Linked DNA regions of Homo sapiens: all the other regions are linked to region 2. Evidence: chromatin contacts called from ENCODE Hi-C or POLR2A ChIA-PET data. All regions are on one chromosome and are shown on one strand. The core of a region is the stretch at or near the end of the contact, and the rest is flanking DNA. Distances in the headings are between cores, read along the strand shown. Region 1 holds the start of SRRM1 (serine and arginine repetitive matrix 1). Region 2 has its middle 72 kb from the start of MIR6731. Region 3 has its middle 23 kb from the start of MIR4425.

Region 1 (3,774 bases), core at 107-2,606, 200 kb after region 2:
AAGTATCTTACTGTTTGCCTAAGAACAGCTGGTTGTTCTTAGGTAAAATACTTGGGGGATAACATTCTAACATGACGAAAAACTCGTTGGCATATTTAAAGCCAATTAAAGAAGGATTTCAATGTCCAATTCGGAGTGTCCAAAGATATTTTTACTAAAGTTCTGGCCCTCCTCCCTTCCAATTTTTCCTTTGAAAACACACAAACTGCAAATTACATGCTCTAAAGAGAAGAGCTAACGTGTATTTCAGAAAACGGATATATTGGCTTAGATCAACTAGTTTCTATACGACTTCATTCTGCATTAACAGTTTGCAAGCCCTGAGAGACCAATGGTGCTCAACTCTAGTCCTGTGTCCCTTCTAGATCTTGATCTAGTACTAATTTCCTACAGGAGGGGACTATGGGACACACAGGCTCCAGCACGAGCCTGATAAAGTGTGGGCCCCGAGAACCAACTACGACGGAGTAACTTCCCTGCCTGCAGGCGATGGGCAGACGACGCTGGCAGAGCCTAGGTAAGAGTTACCTTTCACCAGCGGACTCCAAGAGTAAAACACGATGGTGGCGGGTGGTGAGGGATGTGGAGGGCGGGAAGGAATTGAATCACTCCACAACCTGCCTCCATACCCGCGCATAGTTTTCGTTGCACCCTCTACCCTCACAGAACCTTAAATTCACATTGTCCCAACAAGTTATCTACGTCCCCCTCCCTGAAGGGATATCAAATTGGGCGGGAGCTCCCGCGAACCCTGACCTGGCGCCTCCACGAAGGCTTAGGACCTGGAGGGAGGACGTTGGGGGGCGGGGAGGGCGCTTTTTCAAAAAAAGCCGCTGAATGCTTCTTCCTGTTCTCCCTCCCCTAAGGTGCTCTCCCAAGATGTACCCCCAAACCATATTCTCCCTGCCCTGCCGCCACCAGTGACCTTAGGGCTTTCCTTTGGCCTCCCACTCGGGACTTCCTCCTCCGGCTCCGCTAGGCCCCAGGACCCGGCGGCACGCACGGCGCTCGGCCTGCAGGCCCCGCCAGGCAGGCGGGCAGCGAGGTACCATCCCGGCCCATTCCCGCCGCCATTTTCCGGCCACCGTCGCCGCCGCGTAGGGGGGACCATTCCGGAGGAGGAGACTGCGCAGGGGCGCACCGGTCTCCGCCGCAGCGCACGGGGGGGGGGGGGGTGCGCCGGCTCTAGGAGGAATCCTTAAGATCTCCGAAGCTCCCCTCGCTGGCCACCCTGTGCCAAGCTAAGGTCTCCTACCAGGCCTTACCGAGAAGTCCCTGGCCTCACCCCGGCGCCCGGCGCTTCTACTTACGCGGAAAAATCCCGCGTCCATCTTGCCGCCTCGCTCGGAGATCGCTCCCTATCCCAGGGTACACCGCGCCGCCGCGACGGAGGGCGGGACCGGCGGAGGGAAAGCCGAGCGCCGGGACGCAGCGCGCGTCGTTGCGCCCGCCCCCTCCGGCCGACACGAGGCCGCGCCTGCTCAGTGCGCCGAGAGCCCGCCACGCGTGCGCACGAGCGCCAGCGGGGGCGGGCTTCTGTCAGGCCCTAAACTCCCCGGTAGGTAGTGGAGGAGGCGAACCTGACGACCGCAGCCAATGGGAGCAAAAGGGAAGGCCGTCGAGTCGCCCCGCCCTGCAAGTCCTTTTGTGGCGCGTGACCATCCTTGTTCGCGCAATGTGACGTGACCCATCCTTCGACCCGTAGTGGAAGAGGCTTGGCGTCCTGGAGTTCCATGAAGCGATTGAAGAGAAAGGCTGTTACCTCAGAGTGACGCGGGCGAGGCGGCCCGTGCGCCGACGAGAGGCCTGCGGCTTCCCTCTCGTTGTGAAAGTTGTGATTGTGTAGGTTTTACGCGTTTACCAGACGAGAGAGGATTGTCTGTAAAGCGGTCGAGCCTGGCAGCAGACATGAAATCTGCCTTGTAGCTCAGCTTGCTCAGCCTTTGGAGGAAGCTGGAAGTGTCCAGTAGATGGGTTTCGGTTTCGGCGGCCCGGTAATCACGCCGCTGGGCAGGACGCCCGCCAGAGAGCCGTGGTCCTCGGGCTCTGCCTCGGGCTCTCCCCAGCCCGGGTCTCGGACTCCGAGAAGCACCAGCTTCCTCGCAGCGCCTCGCCTGGCCGCCCTGGTGCCTCTGCTCTGGCTGCGAGGGCCTTGGGTTGGATGCGCACTGCTAGATTTTCTTATTTTGAAAATTATTGGCCGGGCGCGGTGGCTCACGCCTGTAATCCCAGCACTTTGGGAGGCCGAGGCGGGCGGATCACGAGGTCAGGAGATCGAGACCATCCTGGCTAACACGGTGAAACCCCGTCTCTACTAAAAATACAAAAAATTAGCTGGGCGTGGTGGCGGGCGTCTGTAGTCCCAGCTACTCGGGAGGCTGAGGCAGGAGAATGGCATTAACCCGGGAGGTGGAGCTTGCAGTGAGCCGAGATCACGCCACTGCACTCCAGCCTGGGTGACAGAGCGAGACTGTCTCAAAAAAAAAAGTTATTTTTATCTAATAAAGCAGAGATGGGGGTCTCGCTCTGTTGCTGGTCTCGAACTCCTGGCCTCCCAAAGTGCAGGGACTTCAGGCCTGAGCCACCGCGCCCGGCCCCACTCTGCCAGCTTTTTCGCAAGCGCTTCTCGCCCTTCTCGCTTCCCTTTCTCGGAGGGAAAGCCGGCGTCCCTTTCTCAGAAAGGCCTCCTCCGGCCATCTTTTGCATCGTTCCCGCCCCCACACACACTCTCGCCTCCCTTTTCTCTTTTTTTCCATGGCACTTAGCCCACCTGAAAGTATGTGTGTGTTTGCTCTCGTGGCTGGAGACACTAGCTGTGTGCTGGAGACATCCCTGCATCTCCAGCTCAGACTTCTCTCTTGACCGTCCCACGTGCCCCAAGTTGAAATCCTGATTCCTTCGCCCTCCATCCACCAAAACCACAAACCACCTGCCCTTCCCAGGGTCTTCCCTGGCTCCCGCTGACCGCAGTGGCTTTCCTTTGGTGTAGGACGCAAGCGTGTGTTACTCTTGACTCCTTTCCTTTACCTCGGCTTTCAAACCATCAAGAAACCCTCCCTGCTGTCATCGTGGTTCAGGGCACCATCGTCTCTTCCCTGAACTGCGCTAACCCCCTAAGTGGTCTTCCTGCTTCTACCCTGGCCACTCAGCATCTACTCTAAGTGTAGCCGGCAGGGTAGTTCTGTTAGAAAACCTTAATCAGACACTTTTCTCAAAACCTTCCAGCAGCCTCTCATTTTTGTTAGAACAAAAGCCAAAATCCTACCTGATGCACGCTATTTCGTCTTTGATGTAATCTAGAATGCTCTACTTCCAGATATCTTTTTTTTTTTTTTTTGAGACCGAGTCTCGCTCTGTCGCCCAGGCTGAAGTGCAGTGGCGCGATCTCGGCTCACTACAACCTCTGCCTCCCGGGTTCAAGCGATTCTCCTGCTTCAGCCTCCCTGGCAGCTGGGACTACAGGTGCGCACCACCACGCGCGGCTAATTATTGTATTTTTAGTAGAGATGGGGTTTTGCCATGTTGGCCAGTCTGGTCTCAAACTCCCAACCTTCACTGATCCTCCCGCCTCGGCCTCCCAAACTGCTGGGATTACAGGCATGAGCCACCACGCTGACCTACTCCTGGATATCTACTGGGCAAACTTAAAGTCCCCACTGCCCCCCCGCAGATGGGGTCTTGCTCTGTCTGCCCAGGTTGGAGTGCAGTGGCAGGATCTCGGCTCACTGCAACCTCCACCTCTCAGTTTCAAGGAATTCTCCTGCCTCAGCCTCC
Region 2 (3,534 bases), core at 168-2,667:
GAGGAGGAGGAGGAGAAGAGGAGGAGGCGGAGAGGAGGAATACACTTGGGTAGCTGGGGAGCTCTGGACAGTTCCACAGCTGGGCTAAGAAATCAGCTTCCCTGAAGGTCACAGTGAGCCAAGATTGCACCACTGCAGTCCAGTCTGGGCAATGGGAGTGAAAGCCTATGAAAAGAAAATAAAAAATAAAAGAGAAAGAGAGAGAGAAAGGAGGGAAGGAGGGAGGGAGGGGGGAGGGGAAAAGAGGGGGGAAGAGGGGAGAAGAGAAGAGAGAAGAGGAGAAGAGGAAAAAAAATCAGCCTCCTCGAGTCTCCTTAAACCCTGCACAGGGGAGGTGACAGCAACCAACCCAGTGCGATGTTAAGCTCTGGAGCCAGATGACCTCTATCAGTTCCTGGTGTGATCTTGGGCAAATTATTTAACCTCTCTAGGTTTAAGTTTCTTTATATAAAACAATGGGGACAAGAATAGTCCCTCCTCTAATAGACTTGAGAATATGAAGAGACTTGAAACATTTTAAAAACTTTAGCACAATAACTGGTACATCGAGTTTAATGACAATTATTATCTGACTGAGGAAATTAGAGAAAGGAAGCACAGGAAGAAACTGAGGTTTATCTATTTCTTATAAGAAATTGGATCAGAAATGTGTCACTGGCTTCCCCAAAGGATGTCCCGAGGCCGTCCCTCCCCGTGGATGGGTGCCGCTTCTTCTGGCGGGGAAGTGAGGCCCGTCCGAGTCAGCAGAGCGGGGACCGCCCCGCCTGGAACCGTGGCCCCTTTTCCTAGTGCCCAGGTGGCCCCTCCCGCGGTCGGCGCTCCGGCCTGTGCCGGGCGTCCAGGAGGGCTCGCTCGGGCTCCCGTGCGCGCTCTCAGAAGCAGGGAACTGGCGCCTGGCGCGGCGGCGGGGACGCTCTCGAGTCCCCAGGCAGTGATCGGGGGCCCCCGGGGGAAGGACGCCGCTCGGGGCCAACCGCAGCGGAGCCCTCGCCCTGCCGCGACCCAACCGCCGCCCAGCCCTGTGGTTCGCGGGCGAAGCGCTTCCTCTAGCTGCCGGTGGCCGGCCGAGAACCAGGGACATGCAGAAGTGCCAGCGTCGAGGCCCACGTGCGACCTGACCTCGCGTGGACATTGGCTGGCTCCGTCACACCCAGACCGCTGGCACTTCCCACCCCACCCCACCTAGGGTGTGAGCGGGTCCCTGCCCTGCCCCGCCGGGGGAGGCGCGGAGGTGTCGGTTCGCAGCGGCGCCGGGGAGCGTCCGTTCGACACAGGAAGGAGGGAAGGAGGCCGGAGGCGCCTTCGCAGCGCGCAGCAGCCCTGACAGATCTGATAAAGAGGAAGGAAGCCGACAACGCTGCTGATCGGGTCTGGCAGCTCCCCAAACTGACGAGGTCCTGCAGCTGTCCCAGCCCTGCTTGCAGAAGTGGCGCCGAAAGGAGGGGAACCGCGGCCCCTGCTGGCCACTTCGGAACCGCACCCGAGTGGTGACAGGAAAGCGAGCAGGGGCTTTAGGGACAAGGCCGGCTGATGCCTCTCGCAGCAGGAGGTGGGGGATGCAGGGCCCCTCTGGGCCCGAGACCTCTACCTCCTGCTTGGTGCGAGAGACCTGCCCCTCAGGACAAACCAACCAAACGTGCTCTTGGCCGGGCGCGGTGGCTCACGCCTGAAATCCCAACAGTTTCGGAGGCTACGACAGGAGGATTGCTTGAGGCCAGGGGCTTGACACCAGCCTGGGCAACAGAGCTAGAATCCTGTCTCTATTTTTATTTATTTATTTTTTTAAAGAATCTATATGTTCCAGCTGGACCTCTGCTTACCTGGCAACCAACTACCTTAGTTGTCAGGGGCCAGGGAGCCAAGTCCACTCTTTTAAGGAGGAAAACAGACACACTTTTAAAGATTGCTGAGCACTATCTGCATATTGCTATATTGCCTAGCTTTGACTGTCATTTACTAGCTGTGGGATTTTGAGCAAGTTTCTTTTCTTATTTAGAGACAGGATCTTGCTCTGTTGCCCAGGCTGGAGTGCAATGGCACAATCATAGTTCACTGCAACCTCGAACTCCTGGGCTCAAGCGATCCTCCTGCCCCAGCCACCCATGTAGCTAGGACCAGAGGCTCTCACAACCTTAATTTTTTTTTTTTTGTAGAGACAGGGTCCTGCTATGTTTCCCAGGCTCTTGAGCAAGTTTCTTAACCTCCACATGCCTCAGTTTCCTCACCCATAAAATGGGAATAATAGTCTCTATCTCATAGGATTGTTAAAGAGACTAAGTTAATATACGTAAAGTGTTTAGAACAGTTCCTGGTGTATAATAAATATGTGTGTTAAATTTAAAACTTTAGATTTTCAGGCAGGATGTGGTGGCTCACGCCTGTAATCCCAGCACTGTGGGAGGCCAAGGCAGGTGGATCACTTGAGGTCAGGAGTTCGAGACCAACCTGGCCAACAGGTTACAATTTTTGTATTTGTAAAAATACAAAAATTAGCCGGGCATGGTGGAGGGCGCCTGTAATCCCAGCAACTAAGGAGGCTGAGGCAGGAAAATCACTTGGACCTGGGAGGCAGAGGCTGCAGTGAGCCAAGATCATGCCACTGCACTCCAGCTTGGGCAGTAGAGTGAGACTCTGTCAAAAAAAAAAAAAAATTCATCATGGGTTGTAGGCTACTGTAAGTAGTTCCTTATTCTGGGGATTTTCTTGGTATCTTTCAACTATTGACTTCTAGTTTAATTCCACTGTGGTCAGAAAACGTATTTTGTATTTCATTCCTTTGAAATTTGTTGAGGCTTGTTTTATGGCTCGGCATAGGGTCTGTTTCACTAAAAGTTCCACATATACCTGAAAAGAATGTACATTCTGCAGTTGTTGGATATAGCATGCCATATGCATCCATTAGGTCAAGTGGTTGTGTTATTCTCTCTTCTGCTATTCCTATGTGTGTACGTATGTGCACACGCACGTGTTTTCCTCCTTGTTCTATCAGTTACTGAGAGCTATGTTAAGAATCTCCAATTATGAGGATGAATTTGACCTCATAATTGCAGACATTTCTCTTTGAGTCAATTTTTATTTAAAGGTGTTATTAGATACACAGAAATGCAGGACTGTTAACATTTTCATAGTGAATGTTCATGATTATCAATGTCCTATATTGTAAAACATCCTTTTTCATCTCCAGTAACACTTCTTGCCTCAAAACCTACTTTGTATGATAGGCACATCTTCTTTCTTTTTATTTACTGTGTCAATGAATTAACTATTCCATTCTTTAATTTCACCCTTCTGGGCCCATATATTTGTCTCTTGTAAATAGCATATATTGGGTTTTGATTTTTTATCCAGTTTGACACTTAACATTGTTCAGCCCATTTACATTTCATAAATTTACTAACAGTGTTGGATTTACAGTTAACCTTTTGCTATTTTTCCAATTTGTCCTATGTTTTGTTCATTTGATCCCCTTGTCCTTTCTTTTGAATTGAATTTTTTTCAACTTCCATTTCCTCCTTAAGTCTTAGATTTTTAAGT
Region 3 (3,822 bases), core at 127-2,626, 150 kb before region 2:
ATATAATATAACATATTATATAATATATGTTATTATCATATATGACAATATAAAATATATAATATATAATATATAGTATATTATATGTTATACGATATGTTATAACACATACCATGTGTTACATAGAGCAACGTATATAACATATATGTTACATAGAGCAACGTATATAACATATATGTTACATAGAGCAACGTATATAACATATATGTTACATAGAGCAACGTATATAACATATATGTTACATAGAGCAACGTATATAACATATATGTTACATAGAGCAACGTATATAACATATATGTTACATAGAGCAACGTATATAACATATATGTTACATAGAGCAACGTATATAACATATATGTTACATAGAGCAACGTATATAACATATATGTTACATAGAGTAACGTATATAACATATATGTTATAATGAGTAACGTATATAACATATATGTTATAATGAGTAACGTATATAACATATATGTTATAATGAGTATATAACATATATGTTATAATGAGTATATAACATATGTTATAATGAGTATATAACATATATGTTATAATATAGTATATTAAATATATTATATTAAATATATAACATATATGTTATATATATTTATATATAATTATAATATATATTATAATACATAACATATATATTAAATATATTATAACATATATTATATTTAATATAATATATATGTTTTCCTTTATATATATGTTCTATTATAATATATAATATAATGTATGTTACTATATTATAACATAACTCATATAATACGTGTATATGCACAATATGAATTTAGGGTAAGAAAAGCCATTAAGTTGTTACTGGAATGATTAAAATTTGGAAAAAACATCTTTGGGAAGACAGTTCACCACAGAGTGGCCCCAGAGCCCAAGGTTGTGGGGTGTGGCTGTTTCTTCCTGAGTCATCAAGCCAACAGGCAGGAGTTTAAAACGGGTCTTTAAGATGGGTCACCGCCCCCAGCCCCAACTCCCCAGCCCAATCCAGGATGCTGGTCTCTAACAATGGTCAGAAGCGCCTGAGGCAGAAAGCACCTCTTTGTAGACCCGGGGCTGCAAGGCAGTGGCTCCCTGTGTTCCGGAACAGCTGACCAGTGTGTAGTCTGCGGCCTTCCTAGTTGGACCAAAGAACGACCTGGCCCAGGCCAGTTGCCCTTGGGTGCCAACTTCCTGCTGAGGGAGAACCCGAGGGCCCCTGGAGGCTTCTGAGTCTGATTTCCGGTGGCCAGGGAGGGTACGTAGCGGGAGAGCTTGTGGCCAAGGTGGAGGGGCCCCGGGTTGGGTGGCTGGAAGACATGGCAACCCAGCACCGGCCAGGGAAAACCCAGGCAGGAAACATGGGCACCCAGCAGGCCTTCACGTCAGCAACAGAGAAACCAGCCTCGGCAAAGAGTAAATACATCCAGCCCTGCCCAGCCCAAGCTTGTCTCCTGGGGGCATGGCTGGCAGTAGCCAGAGCAGAGGGCACAGGAGGGGCGGCTTGGGGGAGCCCAGGCAGATGGTAGTGAGGCCATGGTGTGATGTCTTCCAGGTGCCCAAGGACAAGCCCACAGGCCCTGGCCTGTTCCAGGGACCACAAGTGCTCCAAGCTGGGTCTCTGGAGGCTCTCTATCACTGGGGAGGGCCTGGGATGAGGGACCTGGAGGGAGGAACAAGAGGCAGGATGAAAAAGGAAAGGGAGAGGAATTCACGCGGACTGAGCGTCTCCTGGAGTGTTCATGACTGGAGTGGCTGACACCCGCTGACCACTGACCACGTAGTCTCCCTGCAGCATCTTTTCACCAGATCCTCCCCGAAAGCCCTGGGAAGGAGGTATGGTTATACTGCCATTTACATGGAAACTGAGGCCCAGAGAAATTAAGAAACTTGCTCAACATTACACAGCAAGGAAGTGGTAGAGGACAATGACAGGCTGTCCCCTCTGCCCTCGAGAGCCAAAGTGCATTTCTAGTCAAGAAAACTTCTCCGGCCAGGCACGGTGGCTCATGCCTGTAATCCCAGCACTTTGGGAGGCCAAGGTGGGTGGATCACTTGAGGTCAAGAGTTCAAGACCAGCTGGCCAACATGGCGAAAACCCCACTCTACTAAAAATACAAAAATTAGCTGGGCGTGGTGGCACGCACCTGTAGTACCAGCTACTCCGGAGGCTGAGGCAGGAGAATCACTTGAACCTGGGAGGCGGAGGTTGCAGTGAGCCGAGATCATGTCACTGCACTCCAGCCTCCAGCCTGGGCGACAGAGTGAGACTCCATCTCAAAAAAAAAAAAAAAAATACCAACATGTCCTTCATATGAATATAATTTCCCATATGCTCACGCCTGCATACTGTGTTGTAATCAGCTTTGGCCCTCAGTGTACAGCAAACCTCTTGCCACATTATTGATTTTGATCCTGATGTTTCTCAAGGATGCAAGACCAGGCCTCCTTCGGGTCTCTGCACCAACACCGAGCCAGGTATCATGCAGTGGGGGTGACAGGCAGGGAAGACAGTGTGTCCAGGACTCTCAGAGGGTGCAGCCTGGCCCCTGGCAAGGGCTCACAGGTTCACTTTCTTCAGTGGACATTTGCTCTTCTATTCTCCACACCAGGCCCTGGGCTGGGCATTGGGGCACAGACATGCACCCGCCACAGCCCCTGCCCTCAGGGAGCTTTCAGTCTAGTTGGGGCATGAACAGGGAATCACAGAATTCCTGGAGAATAAATTAAACAACCTGGGAAGAAGACTCTTAACCCTCAAAACACCTGGTAGCTAAGTAGGAACCCATGATGGGCCAGAGATTGGCTGAGCGGGACAGACAGTGTTGTGGTGGGAAGTCAGAGGAGGGAGAGGTCTCTGTGGAAGGGCTGGTCGGAGACAGTTCCCTGGAGGTGCTTGGTCTGTGAGCCTTAGGAAGGTTGGCCAGGCTTAGAAGAGGGGAAAGGAGTGGCCACCAGGAGAAAGGCCTGTAGGAGGAGGAAGCCTAGTGAGCATCCGTGTCACGGGAATAATCGCCACTGGGCTTGCTCAGGGCTGACCTGGGCCTGGCATGGTGCTGAGCCGTCAGCACACAGACTCTCACGCAGCCTGTGACAGTGCTGTGGGGAAGGTAACGATGGTCTCATTTTACAGAGGAAGAAGCTAGCGTGACCAACGATCCTTGTTGCCCTGGACTGTCCCAGTTTTAGTACTGAAGGTCCCATGTCCCAGGAAACCCTTCAGTCCCAGGCTAACTGGGACAACTGGTCAGCGTAGAACAGTTTCTGAGCTTCACCACTACTGACGTTTAGGACCAGACAATTTTTTGTTGTAGGAGGTTGCCCTGGGCACTGTTGGATGTTAGCAGCATTCCTGGCTACTACCCACCAGGTGCCATTGCACGCCCCGAGTTGTGACAACCGAAAATGTCTCCAGACATTGACAAATGTTCCCCTAAGAGACAAAATCACCTAGGGTTGAGAACCATTGCCCTGAAGGAAGCTGAGGCTGAGAGATGAAGACACTTGCCCAAGGCCACACAGATGTAAATATCAAGGCTGGGACTGCTGGACTTCCCACGGAGCCAGGTGGCTGCTCCCGGCGTGGGCAGTCAGGGCATCCAGACAGCAACCCTCGCTCTGCCTCCGATGCACCATGTATCCTAGGCAAGCCATGCTCCGACTCTAGGCCCCAATTTCTTCATCTCTACAGCGTGAGCTTAGATTTGACAAACTCTGAGGCCCCTTGTGTTTCACTGTTCTGCCTTCCCAGGGACTAGGGCAGGGTCAGCCCAGCTGGTATGGGTGGGGAGGTAGGGTGTGGCACAGACCAGAGGCAGGGAAGTT

What was found. Hi-C counts contacts between places; a loop is a spot of excess contacts on that map. ChIA-PET counts read pairs that join two places held with the same protein, here RNA polymerase II (POLR2A). Pooled maps may share reads with other maps.
Region 1: a map of endothelial cell of umbilical vein shows a loop between it and region 2 (5-fold over the local background). The contact joins the promoter of SRRM1 here to the enhancer-like site in region 2. A Hi-C loop is called at or near these places in 3 of 168 maps with a recorded cell type or tissue (IMR-90, MCF 10A and endothelial cell of umbilical vein), 2 of 37 single-sample maps with no recorded cell type and 17 of 50 pooled maps. POLR2A ChIA-PET finds 5 or more read pairs at or near these places in 6 of 52 experiments (AG04450, GM12878, HCT116 and 3 more).
Region 3: a loop to region 2 is called in a pooled map, with 4 times the contacts of the local background. The contact joins two enhancer-like sites. A Hi-C loop is called at or near these places in 4 of 50 pooled maps. POLR2A ChIA-PET finds 5 or more read pairs at or near these places in 3 of 52 experiments (B cell, OCI-LY7 and activated CD8-positive, alpha-beta memory T cell).

What each region holds. Positions count from the first base shown.
Region 1 is chr1:24,640,884-24,644,657 of GRCh38, reverse strand. It overlaps SRRM1 (serine and arginine repetitive matrix 1), which reads right to left and starts at 1,356. Exons shown (of 17, transcript NM_005839.4): 1 at 1,311-1,356. The coding sequence starts at 1,331. RefSeq lists silencers at 975-1,034, 1,295-1,614 and an enhancer at 1,685-1,784.
Region 2 is chr1:24,846,019-24,849,552 of GRCh38, reverse strand. No RefSeq gene overlaps it. Among named protein-coding and RNA genes, the nearest start is that of MIR6731, 72 kb to the left of the region's middle. RefSeq lists silencers at 756-975, 1,066-1,265 and an enhancer at 1,380-2,104. Within about 2 kb of position 1,417, at least 22 of the 41 ENCODE cell types and tissues checked have a DNase peak (open chromatin) inside an H3K27ac peak, as active enhancers do.
Region 3 is chr1:24,998,810-25,002,631 of GRCh38, reverse strand. No RefSeq gene overlaps it. Among named protein-coding and RNA genes, the nearest start is that of MIR4425, 23 kb to the left of the region's middle. RefSeq lists an enhancer at 1,341-1,480. Within about 2 kb of position 1,376, at least 2 of the 41 ENCODE cell types and tissues checked have a DNase peak (open chromatin) inside an H3K27ac peak, as active enhancers do.